2 separate regions of the Homo sapiens genome follow, and region 1 is linked to region 2. Evidence: chromatin loops called from intact Hi-C (ENCODE). Cell type or tissue: PC-3. All regions are shown on one strand. Links, peaks and the distances in the headings refer to the core of each region. The heading gives the core; the rest is flanking DNA. Region 1 overlaps ZBTB7C (zinc finger and BTB domain containing 7C). Region 2 overlaps ZBTB7C (zinc finger and BTB domain containing 7C).

Region 1 (11,551 bases), core at 2,091-10,090, 200 kb before region 2:
AATGGAAGACATTAACAGGAAACTGGAGTTTTAGGAGGGGAGAAGCCAGAATATTGCTCCCCCACTGTCTGCTCCGGACAGCATTTCCAGCAATGACTGTGGTTTTTCCACGTCCTCAGTCCTAGCTCCAGCAACACTTTCAGCCTCTGAGAGCCAGTAACACCACCCTTGCCCTTTCCCCTCCCATTTCTCAGGATGGTTGCCATTGCTAATCTGTGGATTGCTCCATGATCCCCTGTTTGGTTTTTCAGTCTTTCTAACACTTTTATGACTAATTCCCATATTAAATTTCCTCTGCAAAGCTACCTGGCATGGACTTTGTTTTTCTGTGTGGACCCTGACTGCAACAGCTTCTTTGGGCCAAACTTTTCAATCAAGAAACTGTCAGAAAATAGGATAAAGTTGAAATCCTCTTATTTAACACCTTTATAGTCTGATCTCACCTTAAATTTCCACAGTTAGCCCTCACTATTCACACATCCCATCTACTGTTCTTATTAGACTTGTCTTTTACTTCCCACCTCAATCTTTTGCTTTAGGAGGGTCTGCCAGTTGAAATCCTCCTCCTCCCACAGTAACATTCTGTTCATATTTCAAGATGCAATTAAAGTGTTATTTCTTCTATGAAGTCTTCCTCCAGCTCAAACGAAATCCTGAACTTCTCTTCCCTAAGGCTAGCGTGGGTTTTAGGTGGTGCCTTTGTTGAGTTCTTGAACTATAAGTTTATCCGTTTCCCTAGGGTTCATTTGCCTGTTCAACAGAGACTTATCAAACACTTCTCATGGGCTAAAACCCTGTTCCAAGTTTCTGAGAATAGGTATCCATTTATGAACTTAAAAGGCTTCTAGAAGAGGTGACATTGGCCTTACACCAAAGTGTGGGTTAACTTAGATTGATTCTCTACTAGGATTTAGATAAACTTGGACATAGGGAATCAGAGTTAGATGAGAAGTATGGGAAAATGTAGATTTGGTTGTAGAGATATTTAGTGAACTAACGAGTAGATATGAAAAAATTATTCAGAATACAGAATAGAGAAACAAAAAATTAAGAAAATACCAGAGATGCGAAGAGACACAGAAGGCTGAATAGGAAGGTCTAACACATGTCTAATTCTTAAAGGTAAAAGAGTAGTGAGATTGAGAAAGAGGTGATCTTTAAAGAGAAAATGGCTGAGGATTTTTCAGAATTGATTAAAAATTTAAATTCTCAAATTAGGGGAGTAAAGTTGATCTCATAAAGATAAATGAAAAGAAACACACGTTTAGAAATTTGAAAGTGAAATCGTATGATATTAATGAGAGGTATTAAATCAGCCAGGGAGGAAAGATGGATGTCCTACAAAGGACAACAAAACTGGAAAAACAGCTGACTTCTCAGCAGCAACTTTGGCAGCTAGAAGACATCTTCAAAGTGCTGAGGCGGGGGGTAATGTATCAAATGAGGATTTTATGTGTTTATAAATAATAAAAAAAATTTGGACAAACAAAAACTCAGAGAGTTCACACTAAAGGAGAGTCACCAAAGGAACTCCTAAAATATGTATTTAAGAAAGAAGGAAACTTGTCGCAGAAGGAGGATCTAAGATGCAATGGAGAACAAAAACCTTGGTAAACAGATGGGTAAATATAAACAAATGTTAATTTTACAAAAACACCAATAATGATTCATTATGGGATGAAAAAAATGAGATACATCTAAAATTTAAATATATAACATAGAATGAAATGAGCACAAAGTGCTCTACAGTCCTTGATTTGGTGAAGAAAATGTAGTGGTATTAATTTTGGACTTCAAGTTAAGTATTCATGTTAAAACATTTAAGAGTAAGCACTAAAACGTAGAAATGGAGTGTGTAATTTCTAAAACAGAAGAGGAAACTATAATTTTAAAACCTCAATTTTTTCTAAAGGAGGTTATAAATGAGAGGAAAAAATGGTAGAAAAAAACACCATATAAAATGGTAAAATAAATGTATATCTCTATTAGTCATTACAATAAATATAAATAGGTTTAATCTACCAGCTAAAAGAGAGATTGGTCAGATTGGATTAACAAAAACTCAAGTTCAGTCCTGTCTGCAGTTTTAAGAGACAAAAAAAAATTGAAAGTGAATGAGTGGAAAAAGATACACTGGGCAAACACTGGCCAAAAGAACGCTAGTATTGTTATATTCATATCACAAAAATAAATTTCTTAAGCAAGAAGCATTATTAGTGCTAACAAGGTTCACAGCATAATAATAAATTTTCAATTCTCTAGGAAGGTATCACTTCTAAATTTGTATGCACTTAGTTTCGAAATACACAAAGGAAATACAGAGCTACAGGGAAAAATGGATAAATCCACCCTCATGAGCAGGAGATTTAAATACACCTTTCTCAGTAATTGATAAATAAACTATTCCCAAAAACTGGTAAGCAAACAGAAGATTTGAAAAAGGCAATGAAGATGTTTAAAGTAGTGGCTATATGTCCAATTGAGAATACATATTCTTCTCAAGCACACATGAGCAATTCCCAAAACCAACTTAGTATGAGGTCACAAAGCAAGGCTTAATAGGTCATTAAAAAGCAAGATGTGGAAAGAGTTCATGGTGTGCTGTGAATCGTATTGCACCCTAGCAGGTAAATACACACACACACACACGCATGTACACATGTACTTATATAGGCATAAAGTATTTCTGGAAAACTAAACAAGAAACCAGTAACAGAAGTTTCTTCTTCTGGGGAAAAGACCGGGGTTGGGGTTAGACAGAAACCTATTTTTCATCATACATGTTTGTTTTTCAATTTTTTTCTGCCATCAGTGTGTCTTATTTTTTATTAAAATTATAAATTAAAAATGTATTTAGGTGGCTGTAAAATAGTTTAAGATAATAGATATTATAAAACATCTTACTATGAATATGGTATAGTATATAATAACGCATTGTAAACTCAGAGAGAAAGCAGTCTGCTTGTGGACTATAGCGTTGCAGAAGACTTCAGAAAGAAGGGTTGTTTTTTTTTTTGCTGGATCTTGAGGGTCACATAGGATTGAGATTGGGATAAAAGGGGAGGGCATTCTAGGTGCTTAAACCTCTGGGAGCAATTCCACTGAGGCTATTGGGTTGTGATCAGTGGCGCTGGAGGTTGATACATGGGAAAGGACTTTCACTGGAAAGTTTAGTGTTGGAAGGAACTGAGCGGAGATAATGACTGACTGATGTGGATGGAACTGACCCAACCACCCTCAAAGGAGAGGCCATTACCACCTGGAGAGGCTCTGAGGTGGCAAGGTTGAAATCTCATAAATGCATTTCTAGAATTTCTCGGCCTTTGGGCTTTGCCACAAGCAGCCTCCCACCCCCTGGCAGCAGCTGATATAATTTACCTAAACATTTCCCTTTATTAAAAAAGCACAGATGAATATGGGACCTATCCCAGAAACTATGAACACCCATTTAAAAACAACATGGCTCTCAACATGCAGACCTTGATTTTCAAAAGTGCTGTCGATTTGGCTTATGTTGTAGCTGCGTTTCTGAGTACAGGTGTTTCACAAGTGTCCTTAACTGCTAGGAAGCTGGGGAAAGCAGGTGGCATCCAGTCAGCTAGAACAGGGGCAGTAATGTAGGCAGTAAGATAGCACTGACTGATTCCAGCTCACCGGTCTTCCTGTTAGGATATCCACTGTTATGTATGCTCTTTGTATTCTGGCTTTCTAGCCTGACATTCAAAGCCTTTTACAATCTGAATTCACCTCATCTTAGTCCATTTTGTGCTTCTGTAAGAGAATACCAGAGACTGGATACATTATAAAGAAAAATTTATTTCTTACAGTTCTGAAGGCTGGCAAGTCCAATATCAAGGTGCTGGCATCTTGCAAGGACCTTCTTGCTGTGTCATCTCATGGAGGAAGGTGGGGGGTGAAGGGAGAGAGAGAGCGTGCGCGCGAGAGAGTGCAAACTTGTCATTTTATAATAAACCCACTCCCACAATCATGGCATTAGTCTGTTCGTGAGAGTAGAGCCCTTATGGCCTAACCACCTCTCATTAGACCCCACCTGCCAATGCTGCATTGGGAATTAAATTTCTAATATATGCTTTTGGAGGGGACATATTCAAGCCATGACATGCCTCTCCCATTCAACATCCTTACTCCCTGCCACCTCAAAACCTGTACTCTTATATACTGTTTCACCTACATGCCCTTCTTGTTTCTGTTGTTTTGCTGTTGCTTATAGCCTTCACCTCCAACACTCAACCAGGGGGTTGGTGTTGATGGTGGCATCAAGATGGCATGCTGTTTATCTGTTCTCAATGAATTGTACATCTTAACTGGGGTACTGGGATAAAACTTATGAGATGTATGCAAATGAAACTGCTGAGAATAATAACTGGCTTATGAGCAGGAGAAGCCATGGAGAATGGAAAGCCCTACTGAATTAACTAGGAGGCAGGAGACCTAAATTTTAGTTCCAGTTCAGCCACAGACTTACTGTGTATGTCTTTCAATTACTGCAAAACTAAGTACCCCAAAATTTCATGGGTTAAAATAACAATCCATTTTATTATATATCATGATTTTGTGGATCAGGAATTTGGACAGATCTTAGCTGATGATTCTTCTGTTCCAGGTGACCTTAACTGAGGTCATATGGTGGTACTTAGCTGGCAGATGGGCTGGTCTAGAGGGTCCAGGATAGTATCACTCACAAGTCTGGCATCTTGGCAGATGTGTTAGTTTCTCGGGGCTGCCATAACAAAGTATGACAAAGTAGGTGGCTTAAAACAACAGAAATGTATTTTCTGACAGTTCTAGTCTGAAATCAAGGTATTAGCTGGGCTCTCTCTTAAGGTTATAGGGAAGAATCTTTCCTTGCCTCTTCTAGCTTCTGAGGATTAGCATCAATCATCAGTGTTCTTTGGCTGATGGATGCACCACTCCAATCTTTGCCTCTATCTTCACATTGTCTCAGGATCCTTGGAGTGTTACTTTTCTGGCTGGAAACCTCTGTGGCCAGTAGTGCCTTTGCCTGAGTTTTGCTCAGGCCTCCTGGGCTCGTTTTGCCCACTCAGCCTGGCAGGCTGTGCTCAGCTGGCACTACTGGCCTGGATCCCACGCCTGCCAAGGATGAGCCAGGTGTGGAGCAGCGAGGGGTATGTGAGCAAATGAGCATGGGGTCTGGCCACTGTGCACAGCTAAGCATGCTGGCTGCAGCAGGGTGGGCAGCACCAGGCACTGGCACAGGTACCAGCTCCCTGCAAGGCTGTGCCGGGACCAGACCCTACCACAAGAAGCTTACATGGCTGGCACTGGGGAACTTGGTGGTGCCTGGAACCGCAGAGCCCTAAAGAGGGTGTCACAGCCCTGGCTCAGGGAGCTCCTTGGTCTGGGCTTCCCAAAGGGCCGCAGCTCTTCTCTCCTTCTCTCTTCTCTCCTTTTTGGTGCCTGCAATATAATGAGCAAGGGGCATGCTTCAGCCCTGTTTGTGTTAAAGCTCTTTCAGCCCCACCATCGGTGGGTCCTGAGTTCTTGTCCTGCATCCAGGAAGAATGAAGTACGTGGACAAGTGAAGGCTGAGCAAGGCAAAAAGGTGCTCTGTTAAGCAACAGAGCAGCTCAGAGGAGACCCACAGCGTGTAGTTCCTCTCCACAGGCAGGTTGGCCTGTTGTCTGCTCAGCTCTCAGCAGAGAGGAGACCCACAGTGGGTAACTGCTCTCTGCAGGCAGTTCATCCTATTATTTTCTCAGCTCTCAGTAGAGAGTACAGTGGGTAGCTCCTCTCTGCAGGCAGGTTGTCCTGTTGTCTATCCAAGTCTGGCTGAGACCAGGGTTTTTATGGGCTTCAGAGGGGAGAAAGTGCACTCTGATTGGTCTATGGGTGGCCATGGGAGGGTCCAGAAAAAGCACCATAAGTTCTCACTCTGGTCTGTGGAAATGGCAGCCTGGCCCCCAGGCCTCAGGCTGTCCCTGGCCTGAAGGTGGGGTTTCACCAGGGACCTGCACTTTTTACCCAGGAGCCTGTCTGCCTCCTGCTACCATTAACCGGCCATCCACAGTGCCAGTGCGCCCAGGCTGTTAGTGCCAAAGGTGCCTGCAAGCCTGCACCAAGCCACCCTTAGCACCCCTTCAGACTCCCTCCCGTTCTCCTTGGCACCCAAAGTCCAGAGGGGGCCGAGGCAGCAGGGGTCTGGTGTGTCAGTTCTGGCCTGAGCATGCACATACCCAGCTGGCTTGTGACAGCTCCCAGGCTTGGCCACAACTTTGCTCCAAAATCAGAGTGGGCACCAGGAGCAGGGAGAGGCCAGGCAGCGGGAGCAGGCACTTCTGAGCCTGTAGGGGCAGGGGGCTTTCCGTGCAGAGATGCCTGGGTCTGCACTCTCACTCTGCACCTTCCCCTAGCAGTGTTTGTTAACTCTTCCTCTATGGCGCCATGCTGCTGGCCTCAGGCTGCCCTTTCGCCTTGGACTATCAGTAGCTGCACAGCCCCACCCACTGGCAGCTCACATCCTTGCACCAGATGTGATGATGTCTTCACCTCTTCCCATCCTATGTCCATCCCCTTCCAGCATGTTCAATTCCATTCTCTTCAACAAACCTGAGCTGAGCACCAATTATGGCCAAAAATCTGTCCCAGGCATGGGAGCAGCACACCTGTCATGGTGCTGGGAAACTTCTAGGAAGATCCCATAGGCATCATTTTAGTTCAGTGGCTTTATTTTTTTAGGGGAAACTGAGGAGCAAGGAAAAGGAATACACAGGGATTCCGTCTGAGAGCTGTGTTTAAGCCCAACTGTCCTGTTCAGGCCTTGCTTCCAGCTCCCAACCAGCTTCCCACTGGGTTGCTTTCAGCTAGGTTGGGGCAGACATCCTGCAAACACTGCTGAAACTAGTCAGCAAGAATCCCTGAACAGGGGATAAACCTTGCTGTGTTGGGGAGAGGACTGGTGGATGAAGCTTTCAAGCCTTCTTCAGGGGAGTGTTGTTTGATGAGCCTGTAAGAAGGAATGTTGATTCCTGCACTTAGTTTCTCTTTTTGGCTAATCTGCACAAAGAAACATTAATGATTTTAATTATGGGGTTGGGTTAATACATCATGTAAATGATTTTATTTAGAAAATGCAAACTAATCCCCTTTGCAGAAAGGCTCTGCTTCGAGGCCCTCCCACCTGTTTGCCTCACTGGGCAGGAGGGAGGGAGGTGGGGGTGGCTGCCTCCCAGGCAGCCCCCTGCTTCCCGGAAAGCAGAGCCTGCCAGACAACCTGCAGGGCACATTCCCCACCACGTGGAGGCCAAAAGGAAAGCCTTGTTCCCCCTTGGCCACCCCCTCAGTGCCCCACACCTGCCCCGCTCCTTGGACTGAAGGCCTATGAGGGAGATGGACAGTCAGGAAGGCTGTCCAACTCCCCCACGTCTTCCTCGGGCCTCCCTGCAGACTCTTCGACAATTCCCGCCAACAGAGCTGATTATTCCTCAATTTGTTCCAACCTGGAAATAAAGACAGATAAAGTGAAAATATTCTGGGAACAATGCCAAGCCAAAGGCATTAAATTATTAAGCGATCTCTATCTGAGTAATGGATTTATGCCCTTTAACAACTTTAAAAGAAATATAATGTTTTTCATACCCTCTTTTAGGGAACTTCTTATAAATGAACTGTCCATTTTATTAGTATTAAAGGAAATGGGGATTGAATCAGAGCTTCTAGGGCAGGCGATTATCTGCAGATTTCTCCTTAGAGCTGGGAAAATTAACAACATGGAATTATCCACACATTTTTTTTAAAGGGCACTTTACAAGATATTGTACAGTAAATTGGAAAATGTATAACTATCCATCAAGGTAAATCTTGGGAATAAAATAATTAGAAACCACACAACCATGGCCAGGGAAGATTAGAGCTAAAATTAGACTGTGTGGCTGTTTTTTGAAGTCACCAGAGTGGGTGCTGATGGTGGAATGGGGCAGGAAGGCTGGTGGCACACAGCTCAGGCAGAATGTCGGGGTCTGGGGCAAGCTGCCTGGGCGGGCACGTGGCAGGGGGAATCTTGGCATTTTGATGAGATTTGAGCGGGACGAACATGCTGTTTTGACTGGGATCTGGCACTGTCTTGTTTTTCCGCCTCCCTTCCCATGACCCCGGCTGTCTTCACCTCCAGCCTCGCACAATCCTGCCGTGCTTATGTTTCCAGATGGTTCGAGGCTCTGTGGCTGCCACTGGAGAGCCAGCTGGAGTCCTTTTGTGAGGGAAGGAGAAGAGAGAAGGGAACAGAAATATCCTTGATGTTAAAGTCTAAAGTGAGAGTGTGTTTGTGTATGAGAGGGTGTGCACACCTGCACAAGTGGGGGCGTAAGGGTGCATGGGGGTGTGTTCATGTACGAGTGTGTATGAGCACGAGTGTGTGTGTGTGTGTGTGTGTGTGTGAGAGAGAGAGAGAGACAGAGAGAGAGAGACTCCCTCTGAGCTGAAAGGCCTCTGGTTTTTGCTTCTACTCAGAGCCTCCTGACTCCTGGCATGCAGGGAAGGGTTGTGGGCAGGCAGGGGGGCGGCAACCACAGTGGGCAAGGACTACTGCCCTTCTTCCTGCTGCAGCCTCCACCCTTGGCAGCCACTCTCAGGCTGGTGGGTGGAGCAGTGAGGAGGGGTCCTACTGGGGAGGAGGATGCAGGGGTGAGAGACAGAGAGGCCCAAGAGGATGTGCCCCACCCATCCGCAGCAAGGCCAGCAGTGCCATAACCTTCTCTCATAGCAAGGACCCAGTGCTGTCTGTGCCAGGCAGATTGCAACATCCTCCTGGCCAGAGGCAGGCTTGGGAAGGGATTTGCTCTCAGGGCTCACCCTTAACAAAATCATCTGTGGTCAGAACCAGCAATCAGTCTCGTAGTCTGCCTCTCCCATGAGGAACTGAGGCCCGCACAGGTGAAATGTGAGGATGTGAGTGGAGGACCTGTTGGTTATCACTCTTGGGACTGCTATTTATTGCCTGCAGTCATACTCTCCAGCCAGGTCCTGTCTCCCCAGCTCGGGAGCCATGCCATTGAGCATGCTTCCTGCCCCATCTAACTTGCTTAATGGCAACCTGTTCATTCAGGGAGACGCTGGAAGCATCCTCCAGGTGGGGCGGCCTCTCCATCACCTTTTTGCCCCACTCACCTCTCTCTCTTTGATGCCCATCCCTTTCCTCCCATTGCTACATTGCAGAAACACCTGCATTGGACTTTTCATATGGAATGAGAAGTTATGCTCTTTAGTGTACCACTTACCCCTTGTAACAATGTTTCACCCAAACTCCTGCCCTCTCACTCTGAGAGGGAGAGAAGGAGAGGACAAGGGGACCCTCCATGTCTGCAAAAATTATAATACCTTCCAGGCAGCCTATAATTTTTCTTTTCTTAATTTCCCAATGTTTCCTATTTCGTTGCTAGAAGGCAAAGACTAGTCCAGCAATCTCCAGTGAAAATTTTTGTGGTAAGGCAGGGTTTGGTAAAACAGGCTTCCTGTTTAGGACCTGAAAGAATTAGCAAAACTCTAAAAGGTGGTCAGTTTATTTCCTATTCACTATAGGCTTCATTACAGTAATGACAGTGTAAACAATCGTTGACACTTTTGGGGTCATTTGAAATTCCTGTGGCAAAGGGAGACTAAGAGCAAACAGAAAGATGAGACTTGAAGGTAACCCACAGTGTTGGGCGGAGGCCGTTCCAAGTAAGACAATGACACATCCTTCTCCTTAGTGACTAGAGGACGGCAGAAAGGAAGAGGGTGGAGCAGCTTGCTCAGCCACAAACCCCCAGAAATGTACCTGCCCAGAAGGATGGAGCGAGAATTCAATGGGAGGAGGCTTTTGAAGGTGCCCTCTAAACTGCCAGGCCGTACACATGTGAATCAGCTGCAGCAGCAGCAGCATTCCTGGTGGACACAGTGGCATCTTTTTCATTGCTCACTGTAAACAGAATACAGTGGCCTTTCAGTTCGTGGATGCTTGTCCAAGCCCTCCTGGCCCAGACAGCCTTTTCAGGCATGGCTGGCTCTCCTTGGGGCTTGAGAAGAGGCAGGTTGGTAGGAGAGGCTGCAACTGTGCTTTAGGGCTAAAGAGTATATAGCTAACTCTTTTTTTTTTCTTTTTCTTTTTCTTTTTTTTTTTTTTTTTTTGAGATGGAGTCTCACTCTATTGCCCAGGCTGGAGTGCAGTGGTGTGATCTTGGCTCACTGCAACCTCCACCTCCCAGGTTCAAGCGATTCTCCTGCCTCAGCCTCCCGAGTAGCTGGGGCTACAGTTGTGTGCCATCACGCCTGGCTAATTTTTTGTATTTTTAGTAGAGACGGGGTTTCACCATGTTAACCAGGATCATCTCAATCTCCTGAATTCATGATCTGCCTGCCTTGGCCTCCCAAAGTGCTGGGATTACAGGCATAAGCCACTGCACCCAGTCGAATACCTAACTCCTAACAGTATGATGCTCAAACTCAATCTTGTGGCCAGCTGGCCAGAGAGTCATGCTGTCAGTGAACATGTACTGCTCCCCACCATGGGTGACACCTCATGTGACACCTGGAGGTTGCAAAGGTGTGTGTCATGCATATTTTACCCCCAGGTGCTTGCAGTGCAGTCATGCACATGCAATCTAAAATGCCTGGCCCTCAGTTTTCTCATTTTTGAAGGATGGAATTAGCCTTAAATACCTCTACAGTCCATTCCTTCCAGCCCTACCATTGTTTAAAGGCCTCAGCTCCTCAACATAGTACCTTGCTTAGTGTGTATGGTTGATTGTGATTGATTGTTAAGGACTAAGATTTGGGAGGAAGTAAAAACTAAAATGGGGCAAGAAGTTAGCCATTTGAGGTTGTCATTGTATGCCAGCATGAGACAGCTTAGAGGACACCTGGAGGTGTTTCCTGGATGAAGGGATCTACCTGTATCAGTTAGCTATTGCTATGTAATAAATAGCCCCCAAACTTAGTGGCCTAAAACAGTAACCATTTATGTGTTTACTATTTTGGTCAGCAGCTTGGGCTGGGCTCCACATGGGTTGGTTGGGTTTGCTCTCATGTCTTTGTTCAGCTGGAACAGTCTGAGATGACGGGGCTTATTTTTTCATGTCTCTCCCATCCTTAAGGAAGTGTTTCCTCAGGCTGGGCGCGGTGGCTTATGCCTGTAATGCCAGCACTTTGGGACGCCAAAGCGGGTGGATCGCGAGGTCAAGCGATCGAGACCATCCTGCCCAACATGGTGAAACCCCGTCTCTACTAAAAATACAAAAATTAGCTGGGCGTGGTGGTGTCTGCCTGTAGTCCCAGCTACTCGGGAGGCTGAGGCAGGAGAATCACTTGAACCTGGGAGGTGGAGGTCACAGTGAGCTGAGATCATGCCACTGCACTCCAGCCTGGTGACAGAGTGAGACTCTGTCTCAAAAAAAAAATTAGGAAGTGTTTCCTCACATGATGGTGACATTCTAAGAGGGAGAGGACAGAAGTTTCAAGACCTCTGGAGCCCTGGGCCCAGAAATTACAGAGTCACTTCCTCCACATTCTGCTGGCCAAAGCAAGTCACAAGGCCAGT
Region 2 (11,551 bases), core at 2,463-10,462:
AAGGTTCCTGAGATTCACCTCCCCTTGGATGTCCCTCAGTGACAGCCCTGCCACCCCAATGCCACCGTGGGTGATGCTGCCCCCTACCTCCTCCTGAATTCACCTTAGCCCCACAGAACCAGGCAGAACACCTGAACAAGGCTTGGCAAAAGCACAGGAATACCGAGGGAGATAAGCCAGAGCACCGTGTGAAAGCCAGATTCAAGTACAGCTCACCCATCTTCACGGGGGGCCTGGCTTCAGCCCGAGAGTCCCAGCCCCTGCATATGACTTTAAGGATGCCAGGAAGCTCTTCACAGGCCAGATCAGGAAAGCCAGCCATGTTATCAGCCTGGAGCGCCCTCTCCTGCCAACGCAGGCTCTGCCTCCCTAACTGCCCATGCCTGCCCCCTTGGCAGATGGCTAACAGGAGCACCTCTCCCTTCAGGGGAGACCGAGGCTGGTGACTCCAATTCCAAAAGGATCTATCTGTGTCTCAGGATATCGCACGGTGGCCCTGCTGGCACCCTGAGACCCCATCTCCCTTCTTCCCCACTCCCTTTCCTCTGGGCCTTCCCCACGCACAGCCTTCTGTGAGGTCCACGCCAGGTCTGGACAGTCTGTGCACCCTGTTTTAAGGGAAGGTTTTAACCGTGCGTAGTCACTGCAGACAGACTTCTCACCCTCTGGACCCTGGGACATTCTCTGGGAGTGGGCGTCCTGGTTTGGGCAGCAGTGCTGTGTTGTATAGGAGGGTGACATTCCAGGTTCCTCCCTCCCAGCACATTCCTGATGGTCACTTGGGGTGGCCTCTCTGTCTGCAGTCCCCACTCCCAGCCAGATGATAGGCAGTGGGGCAGCTCTGGTCATCCAGCCATCTGGCCTTGGGTTCCTCCTGCTCCAGAATGACGGCCATCTGGCCCCAGGCCTGTCTCCAGCTGAAGCTGCTGCATTGCAGCCCCCTCAGCACCCCCACCACTTGTTCCCACTGGTCTCTGACCCTCCCGAAAAAGATCAGACAAGCTCTTGGGTCCTTCTCTTCCCAGGAGGAGAGAAACCCCGAGCTGGGGAAAGGCAGGGTGGAGGAGATGGCTCCAGCCTGCCTCCCTTCAGAGGCTTTATTGCTCACTGTGGGCTGTGGCTGTCCTTGTGGGACACTCCCCACTCTCCTCCCCCTCACATTCTTCAGAATCACTGGGCCTTTGCTTCTCACCCCATCTCTGGAACTGCCCGGCAAGGATTCTTTTCCGTGCTTGAAGAGCCCCAAGCGTGGTCTGTCCAGGTTGAGGTTTTCCTGTAATTCTCCCTGTGGCCAAGGCTCCCTGCAGCCTTTCCACGGGGACCTTATTTTTGGCTGAATTCCCCAACGCGATTCCTAACACCTGCCCCTTCCACCTGGAAGCTCTTCAGCAGCCACTTAGAGCAGAGACGGCTGCCTCGTTGACGCAGAATTCCCAGACTCCCTTCCAAGGCCACGCCACTTCCTGAGACTGGGCCCTGTCATGTCACTCTTGTCCCCGCAGCAAGGACCCAGACATGCTGCCCTCAGGTCCTTCTCTCGGACATGATTTCCATTTCCCCTTCTGGAACCCGAGTCTTTCCTTCATCACAGCTGAGCTTCTGCCCTGGCAAAGCCCCATTTCCTCCCTCCTTGATGTTGGGAAGAGCTCAGGGTCTTGTGACACCCTCCCCGCCCCACCCCATGGGGTGCTGGAGAGGCCTGCCCTTCCCCTGCATGGTAGCCCTTCAGCCCAGGCTCTGAGTCACAGCCTCCCAGATGCCAGCTCCCAGAATGTCCACACCCCACGGGGACGTACTAATGACCTCAGCAGCCACAACCCAGGGGGAGGACATGGGAATCCTTCCAGCAGAGCCCCTTCACCCCTAAGGCCCTGCCTGCTGCTGTCATTCTGTGGGTCTAGAGAGGAGGGACAGAGGCCGCCCCACAATGGTATTGTCTGTTCTTTGGTGTCAGGAACCTCACCTCTGAGGCAGCTCTAGATTCCAGCCAGTCCTACCAGGTGTCCCACCACTGATCTGTTCCAAATATGAAATCTCCCTAGGCAGGGCCTCAACGGCATCAACCAAACTATTTCTTTGGCCCCATGCTGTCCCTTCCTAGCTCTGGTCACCCCATAGCCACTTGGGCTCCCTTTGCCTGTGCACTCCCTCGGTTTAGTTCAAAGACACCGTTTTCCTCCTGGGAAAGGCTTGTGCCTGTGCTGGCCACAGAGGCAGCTCCTGTCCCTTTCAGGTCTGACTTGGGACACAGAAACAGCTCCAGGTCATAGGGCAGAGGCAGTCTGGACCAAGATTACCTTAGATCCTCTTCATCAGGAATCCTTTCCCTTCTCTTCCCAGAAAGTCTGGAAGCCAGGAGCCAAAGGTTAGGATGGCAGGCTTCGGCCAGAGGTGATGCCTAGGAAGGGCCTAGAAGAACAGGGAGCATGTGATCTCAGGAAGATAAAGCATTTGTCTTCATGCACAGGGACACTGCTATGCTTGGTGGGTATTTTCCCTGCCCACGGACATCCCAGGTCCAGGTGGCCCCCGCACACCTTTTTGCCCCATCTGCAGCCATCACTGCCAACTGGGCCTGGCCCTGGGCCCTGTGAAAGCCTGTGCATCTTCCGCCTCTTAATTCCCACCACATGGGTCCTTGATTGCAGGCCATAGAGACTTGCCCCTTGCCTCCCCCAGCCCTTCTGTTAGTAGCTCCTAGAGAGCATGGCTGGCTGGTCTCCCTCCTGGAGCCCCTGCATCCTGTCACAGCCTGGCTCCCAGAGATGCCCCAGCCATGCCTGATGGGGACAGTAGTGAAGGCAAGAAACTGCAAAATGAAAACAGACTGGCCCAGAGACAGCAGAGGTCCCATAGAGCACACCGTCCTGGGTGGGGATGGACGACCTCTGCACCGCAGTCACTCTCTGACAAGGCACGCTTTCCAGTTCCGCTGAACCCCGAAGGCTGTGCCTTTTAGTCTCCACCTGCCTCCTCCAGTGCCAGCCGAATGCTGACCACCTTTGTGCCCCCACAGCTGCCTGCTCTCCAGATAAGCCAGCAGCCTGGCTTTTGTCTTCCCTCTATTTTCTTTGTAGTCCTCCCACTCCTGGCAGCTCTGGGAACCCTATTAAGATAATGTAATGGCATTAGCAGTGGTAGCAGGAAGAGTGTGTCTCAAACCATCGGGTTACAAGAAGTCCAGGTAGAGGCTGCTGGGAAAGCATTATCCTGATTGGGAGCCTTTCTGGAGGCCACAGACCTCAGGCCAAGGCCCCACAGCCCTTTTCTTTGATTCTGGGAATGAGCTCATGAGGACTCACATGACTTTCCCGACGATGAGCTCTCCAGGCTGAAAGGAGGCATGTAGACCGAGGCTTGGGTGCATATGTCCTTGGCTGTCCCTGATGCAGAGAGATGGAACGAGATGGCAGACAAGGGGACCAGGGCCAGAGGGGAGCATGTTGGATTTGTAGTCGGAGAGTTCTGAAATTGGCACCACTAGTCAGTCACCAAACGCGCAGTGAGCCTCCTCTCTATCTACATTCAGTGTTGTGTGTTGTGCAGAGTACGAAAGAGCATCCCACAGGTTCTCATCAAAGCAGGTACCAGAACTCCATGCCACGTGCAGGGAGGAGTGCTGGGAGGAGGAGGGCTGGGAGGAAGAGGGCTGGGAGGAAGGGGCACCCTGGCTCTGGGCTTGGCCTTCTGGGAGGGCCCTAAGGATAGAGCATCAGTGTCCAAGCACAAGACATGCACACACGGGGAAGGAGCCAGGGTTTACAGGGCATCCACCCTGTAATGTGGTGGGCTGTGCACTGGGGGACCGGCAGTCCAGTTCATACCTGCAGGTGTTCAAAGATGCAGAGTTGCCCAGAGTGTGGGGCAGCGTACCATGGGGGGCAGGCAGGAAGCTGGCAGAGGAGATGGCAGTGAGCTTGTGAAGAGCCCAGAAAGCCATGCTAAGGGGTAAGTGAGCACACAGGCCATTGGACAAGGGGGCCTTGGGAAGTTTTAAGTGGAACTGCCAGACCTCCATTCCTACAGAGAAGTAACTAAGAGCTCAGCTCTTGAGATTCCAGCTAGAACATATTCCAGCTAAACTCACGCTGCTTCCACAGGCAGATTGAATATGTGAAGCAGCAAGGAAGCCAGCCAGCCAAACAGACTCCAGAAGGAGATTTGGCAGAAGCCCATTACCCAGATGCATACACTCATGGAGCACTAGAGGCCCCAAGGATGCAGCCCAACCCGCATTTTAGAGATCAGGAAACTAAGGCCCAGACCAGGGAAGGGAACTGATCTAGTTCTTGGAGTGTGCCCGGCACCACCTCCAGCTCCAATGCACGTCACAGTATCCACAGGAAAGGTCAGTGTAAAGAAGGAGGCTGTGTGGCCCTAGAACACCATTCCCTCTTTGGTCCTTTCTTTCCTTATCTTGGAAGTAATTAGATCAGTGTTTTCAAGGTCCTGAGAAGTGTACTGCTAATAGTGTCACTTACTGGGCCCACTGACTCAGACCATGAATCAGAATGTGGTAAAGTATGCCTGGTAAACTAGATGATCCTCTGAAGTTTTTTCCAGCACTGGCTTATCATGAGCTTTGCCTACTCTTCCCACCCCTTGCCCCCATTCCCACAAATGTCTCCATTAGGGAAAGCTCCTGCCTAGGGCTGAGTTCCTCCCATTGGCATACCCCAGTCTTCTGGCCACAGAGGCAGAAAGCTGGCTACCGGTGCCCTCTCTTGATTGTTCTGGTCTGCCCTTTCTGCAGCAGTCCTCTTAGGCCTCAGGTTGGGAATCCCTGCTGTGAAAATCCATCCTTTCTCATCCCCAGAATAGCTTACAAACAAACCACAGCCAGGTAGCCCCCCAGGTTCCTTTGCCCCCACCAGCTGTATACCTTTGGGAAGCTCTTAACTTCTTTGAGCCTCCTTTCTGCCTGTGTCCAAGTGAGGAAATTACACCAAGTGTGTTGAATCTAGCTCACGCAAACCCAGATTCTCTCCATCTGCCCTGGACAATGGGAAGTGATGTCTGGTCCTAGGTTTAGCTCTGCACAGAGAGGTTAAATAACTTGCCTAAAGCCACCCAGCAAGTTGGTGGTGGGTCTGAAGCTACAACAGGGACTCCCAGACTCCTGGAGGGGCCCTACCTCTATACCATATGCCTCTGAATAATGAATTCCCAGGGTCAATGAAGTCATGTATTTACCTGCCCATAGCAGATGTTCAATAAAAGGATATCGTAGGCACCTTCTCAGCACTTCTTACATCCTTGGACCAATTGCCACAAAAATGGGACTTCTTTTAGATACACTAATGAGAAGTTTGGGAGGCATTTGAAGATTTACCACTTATATTGTCCATTGTTTGAGAGTGACCCTAAGGGTCAGTGCTACTAATTATGTGTAATAGTGACTTAAAAAAAACCTACCTGGCCAGGGGCGGTGGCTCACACCTGTAATCCCAGCGCTTTGGGAGGCTGGGGTGGGCAGATCACGAGGTCAGGAGATCGAGACCATCCTGGCTAATATGGTGAAACCCTGTCTCTATTAAAAATACAAAAAAAATTAGCCAGGCGTAGTGGTGGGCACCTGTAGTCCCAGCTACTCAGGAGGCTGAGGCAGGAGAATTGTGTGAACCCGGGATGCGGAGCTTGCAGTGAGCCAAGATCGCACCACTGCACTCCAGCCTGGGTGACAGAGCGAGACTCCGTCTCAAAAAAAAAAAAAAAAAAAAAAAAAAAAAACCTACCTTGTCCGGGCACAGTGGCTCACGCCTGTAATCCTAACACTTTGGGAGGCCGAGGTGGGCAGATCACAAGGTCAGGAGTTCAAGACCAGCCTGACCAACATGGTGAAGGCCCGTTTCTACTTAAAAAAATACAAAAATTAGCCGGGCGTGGTGGTGCATGCCTGTAATCCCAGCTACTCGAGAGGCTGAGGCAGGAGAATCACTTGAACCTGGGAAGCGGAGGTTACAGTGAGCCGAGATCATGCCACTGTACTCCAGCCTGGGCAACAGAGTGAGACTCTGTCTCAAAAAAATAAAAATAAAAATAAAAAAACCTACCTCATAGGTTGTGGTGAGGAGTAATGAGATGATGCATTTAAAGCCCTGCTTAGCTGATTCTGAGCTGAGCCCTCTGCCAGGCCTGGTGAGGGAGCCCAGCCGACCACCTAGCATCAGTGTTTCCATCAGAGCCTGGGTGAATTTGTGGAGGCCCAAGACATATCCCTCAGGACTGGGAAGTTGCATCACTCCAGGGGTACAGGCACCCGACACTTCCATTTTCACAGTCACAGTGCTGTGGTGAGAAAAGAGGCCTTGACTCCCGGGCCTGCCATGACCCTCTGGGTGAGTTTGGCAAGTTCCCCAGCTGGGTCTGTTTGCCCACCTACATAGTGGAGGCTTTGCCTAGACCGGTGGTTCTCAGTGTGGGGTCCACGGACCACCACCACCACCAGCATGTGGCAACTGGTTAGAAATGCAAATCCTTTGTCCCTCTCCCCTATCCCAGACCTACTGATCAGACTCTCTGGGAGTAGGGCCCAGCACTGTTTTATTGAGTCCTGATTATGGTTCGAATGCATCCTTAAGTTTGAGACCCACTGGCCTAAATGGTCTCTGAAGTCCCTTCCTCCTCAAAAATCCAATCATCTAGGTGAAATCTGGGTTACAGAGACCACAGCATGCTGGTAGGGGGTGGGATATCACAGCAGAGTACTATGTAGCCTAGGGGTGGCTGGTGGGTTTGAAAAAAGGCAGGAGCAGTGGGATGTGGAGGGGAAGAGGGTGACCCCACTTCCCTTCTCCTCACTCCCAGGGGCTCTCCAGCCTTCCTGTGAGCACAGGTGGGAGGACTGGATCTGTCCTCTCTGATCCTCCTCTCACAGTGCCTGCCAGTATTCATGGGAATGTCCTTTTCTCTCCTGCTCTGCCCCTGGAGAACCATTTTGAAAATGAGAGCTGGTGAGACCTCTAGTGGCCAGGAGACACCAGGAGCCTAGGACCTGCACCTGCTGTCCTAGGATTACGTTAAACAGGGTTTAAATCTGGCCATCTTAGGGAGGACACCTGGACTCCACATCTGTTCTAACCTCAAAGCAGAGCCTGAAATTATAGGCAGATGCTCCACCCAAGCCACACCTGCAGGGAGGAAGTAGGAGACTAGACACAGAGCTTCCTGGCCCCTATGGCCCCACTGGGGAAGGCTGCGAATTATCCCAAGAGGAATTCTTGCAGCCCAGCTGCCTATACCTCAGCCACCTTAAGCTGGTTTACCCAATGCTCAGTGTTTATGAAAACAACCCCCTGATATCAGTTTTCCTGTCAAGACCACCAGGAGGTGTGTGGAATCTAGCTCACACAGACCCAGGTTCTTTCCATGAGCCCTGGACAATGAGAATTGATGTCTGGCACCAGGTTCAGCTCTGGGCAGTGAGGTTAAGTAACTTGCCTGAAGTCACCAGCAAGTTGGTGGTGGGTCTGCAGCTGGCGCAGAGGCTCCCAGACCCCCAATAGGTGCAGGCGCCCCCACCCTACACCATACCTTACCTGTGAATAATACCACTTAAACCCTGCAAAGTTTTGCCCTAGATTAGGCTGCATTCTTTTCGCACCTGGCTCTTTTGTAAACCCTGAAATTGTCTACAGACAAAGAGGAGAGCCCAAGGCTTAGGATAAGAAACCACCATGCAGGAGGTTTGAACAAGGTGTGCCCAAGCTTCTATAGCCTCCCAGATTAGTGCCAAACACAGACAGATCTCAATAGCCCGGGGGCTGGGATGGGACCAGGGACTTTGGGCCAAAGCATATAGATGAACTGGAGGGAAAGCATAAGGTTGCCTGGAGAGAGTGGGTATGAGATTAAAGTGCAGTCCAGTATCAGCAGAAGTCGCTGCACTATCCGAGGACTAAGGTCAGAAATGCTGACTTCTGGCGAAGTATCTTCCCAGTATGTGAGATAAACCCCTAATAGAGTGGGAGTTTCATGACTCTGAGCTCGGGTATAAAAGGAGTTTGGGGGAGTGGGGCTTTCAGGACACTGCTTTTTCCGCATCCCTTTAATCCAGGTGAGTAACCATACCTGTCTAAGGTGGGGCAGCAGTTGAGGGTAGATCTAGCATGAGACCTATTTCTGGGGTTTGACTCCATGGCAGTAGGGAGCCTCGGCTGGTTCTGGAGAAAGGGGGAGCAAAAGGTTAGGAATGGCTCCTGGTGTTCCCTGCGGGACTGACCCCCAGTCTCTGCATTGCAGGCAGGACAAGCTGAAAATCCACATGCGGAAGCACACAGGGGAGCGGCCCTACCTGTGCATCCACTGCAACGCCAAGTTCGTGCACAACTACGACCTCAAGAACCACATGCGCATCCACACGGGCGTGCGGCCCTACCAGTGCGAGTTCTGCTACAAGAGCTTCACGCGCTCTGACCACCTGCACCGCCACATCAAGCGCCAGAGCTGCCGCATGGCACGGCCCCGACGCGGCCGCAAGCCTGCTGCGTGGAGGGCCGCCAGCCTGCTCTTCGGGCCCGGCGGCCCGGCCCCCGACAAGGCGGCCTTCGTGATGCCCCCTGCGCTGGGCGAGGTGGGCGGCCACCTGGGCGGCGCAGCTGTGTGCCTCCCGGGCCCCAGCCCCGCCAAGCACTTCCTGGCAGCGCCCAAGGGCGCCCTGAGCCTGCAAGAGCTGGAGCGGCAGTTCGAGGAGACACAGATGAAGCTGTTCGGGCGCGCGCAGCTGGAGGCTGAGAGGAACGCGGGGGGCCTCCTGGCCTTCGCGCTGGCCGAGAACGTGGCGGCGGCGCGGCCCTACTTCCCGCTGCCCGACCCTTGGGCCGCCGGCCTGGCCGGCCTCCCTGGGCTCGCCGGCCTCAACCACGTGGCCTCCATGTCCGAAGCCAACAACTAGGCTGGTCCCTGTCGGCTCCAGCCCACCAGCCCTCCAGTCCTTCTCCCTCCAGGCCCACTCTACCCTACCCCATGGATCTGAACTTTTCATTTTAAAAACACAAAGGGAAAATGGGAAAATAATAATAATACTATCAGTGATGGCATTTTCCCGGGCTCCTAAAGCAGCTGCCTCCTTTTGCTGGTCTGAGACGGGCATCTTTTCCCAAAAGGCCAGGAGCCCGGGCCTCCCTCCCTGTCTCTCTGGCTCTCATATAGAAACTTGCACCGGCCCATGCCACAAAGAACTGGGTGCCCAGGGGCACTTAGGAGCTGGGTGAGTCATGAGGGGTCAGGGGGTGGTTGGCCTGGTGCCCAGCCAGCCACAGCAGGAGGAGGTAGGGGCTGGGCATGCACCTTGGTTAAGCCCCACCCCCTATGGCAAAGTCTCTGCCAACACTCCTCTGAGGGCTCATTTTCCAGTCTCCAGTGGCCCCGGGGTCTTTTTGAGAACTACCCACCTGCCACATAGAAAGAAATGCTCTGTTGGCAGGGAGGCCTCCTGGAACCAGTCAGGAACCAGGCTCTGGAAGGCCCGGGCCATTTCTTCCCTGACCTGTCCTGTGACCTTGACAGGTCAGCCCTCTGTAGCTCAGTGTCACCTGGCTATGGAAGGGGCTGGTAACTGAGGTTTCCGCCCTCCACCTCTAAACACATACACACCTATCCCCCCAGAGAATCACAGAGATGGTAGAAGCTTTGTACTCCCCAAGTCCATGGGGAAACAGTTTATCTTTCTGGACTTAGTTTTATCACATCCAGCTCTATATTAGCATATTAGCATAGGTGAGAAATATGGCCAGACTAGACAGAGATCAGGTCATCAGGGGAGCTTCCGAGCTTCAGCAAAGCCCACAGGTAGCTCTGCGAACTCAGAATGCTACCCTACCTTCCCTGCAGGCCGCTGTTCATGTCTGGACTCCTGGGGGCGCTATTTAATGTTTACCCCCATCTCCAGTGCCCCCTCCAAGGCTGTGCAGTGTCTTGGGGCTCTCAGGGCCAACATCGAAGAGATGGGGGCCACCTCTTAACACCTGGCAACAGTCTCCCCTCATCCTGATTCCTGACAACAGACAAAACACCGGTTTCTAGGGTTTATCTGTTTGTTTTTTGAGTTGAGGGTTCCTCAGGGCCTTGGCATTGCTAGTGATGGTCCCCTTTGCTGTGTGAGAACCCCCTCAACCCCTTCCTCCTCCCTCTGGGGATGAAGTGGGAGTATTTGGCTCCCCATTTTTGACAAAAGGGCTCAGTGCAGGGAGGTGGAGGCCTCTGAGGTTTGAAGGGCTCTGTGAGTTAGAGTTGTCACATGTTCTCCTGGTTCTTGAATTTGCAGCAGGTCCTGAAAAGGAAGGCTCTGCTGGCCCCGTGCCTTCCTGACCTTCTCTCTCCTTCCCTCCCCTCTCTTTTCTTGCCAAGTTTGCTTTGGTTTCTGAGCAGCCCAGAGAGGAGGAGGGTTCGTCCCCAGGGAGAGCCCAGGGCTGGAGTCCCCAATCCCTGTGCTATGGGCACAAAGAGACTTCAGCTCTTCCTGTTGCCTTGGCTTTTTCCTGAGCAAAAACACAACAAACAAAAAGGCCAGAGAAGAGCACAGACTCTGTCCCTCTCACAACTCTCCAGAAGAGACCCCCTGATTCTTCACACCACCGGATGCCACTCCAGCCAGCAGGATTGCTACACACACCCTCTGTTCTCAGAAGTCATCTGCCTGGGCAGCCGCCTCTCAGATTCCTGTCTTCGTTTCAGACACTTTTCTCTGAAGCATGCCCATGTCCACCAGCCAACGTGCCCCCGTGTTCCCCCCCATCAGCCAAGTGATTGGGGCTGAACCAGACTTTAAAAGAGAGGAAAAAAAAAAAAAAAGGAAACATGAATAAATTGGAATCCAGTGGTGTTGGGGCTTTTGTTTTTATTTTGTAAAGGTGATGACTTCTTATAAACTCAATTTTTCAGATGACTGGTTAGTTCTTTCTGTTTTTTCTTGGCTGCAGTTTGGAATTGTACATTGTAAAATATCCAAAGATGTTGAGTACTGTATGATCAAGAACTTGAAGCAAATGGGTTGTGGGGGGAGGGGTGGTTGTGTTTTTGTTTTGCTTCAATTTTTTTTTTTTTTTGATGTTTCAATTTCCCTGTCTGTCTGTGGGAGAACTTTGGAATTTTTTCTATTTATAACTCTTTTTTTATGTGATTGCTCTACGTAAAATGACACTCAACAAAGTTTGCCTTAGTGATTCAAGGGACAATCTTCCATAACTTCGGTCGCACGCCACATCCCGCCGAGAAAAACTCTCAGCTAATTTTCTGGCCTATTTATTAAACAGTATTAATTGACTTGATTAAATTATATTGAGAGTTGCACTTCTGTGAGATGTGACTTCTGAAAGTTCACAGGACAGCAACAAGCCAGTCTTAAGGTTTTTAATTGTTGGGTGTCATAAACTTAAAATAATGTCAAAGACACCTTAACAAAGAAAAAAAAAAAAACCTTTGACCCTTATTTTATACTTTAAAGGACAGTGTTTTGAGTAAAAGTGAGCTATGCTTGCTTAATGACCTGGTGAGATTGATTCCCCCTTCCAATTGCCGTTTCAGTTATCTGGGGGTGTTGCATGGTAGGGAG

Evidence for each region. Peaks named below come from ENCODE experiments on the same cell type or tissue, not always from the same donor. Only the 100,000 strongest peaks of a DNase experiment are listed, where the experiment ranks them.
Region 1: a loop joins it to region 2, with 9 times the contacts of the local background. A loop is called at or near these places in 14 of 110 quality-filtered maps.

The regions. Positions count from the first base shown.
Region 1 is chr18:48,225,612-48,237,162 of GRCh38, reverse strand. All of the region lies in intron 2 of ZBTB7C (zinc finger and BTB domain containing 7C), which reads left to right. Among named protein-coding and RNA genes, the nearest start is that of ZBTB7C-AS2, 21 kb to the left of the region's middle. In PC-3, for the core only: a CTCF peak has its summit at 6,495 (motif pointing left); a DNase peak (open chromatin) is centred at 9,692; H3K27ac peaks cover 712 bases.
Region 2 is chr18:48,026,602-48,038,152 of GRCh38, reverse strand. It overlaps ZBTB7C (zinc finger and BTB domain containing 7C), which reads left to right. Exons shown (of 5, transcript NM_001318841.2): 5 at 8,242-11,481. The coding sequence ends at 8,893. Among named protein-coding and RNA genes, the nearest start is that of SMAD2, 100 kb to the right of the region's middle. In PC-3, for the core only: CTCF peaks have their summits at 6,972 (motif pointing left) and 9,885 (motif pointing right); a DNase peak (open chromatin) is centred at 4,512.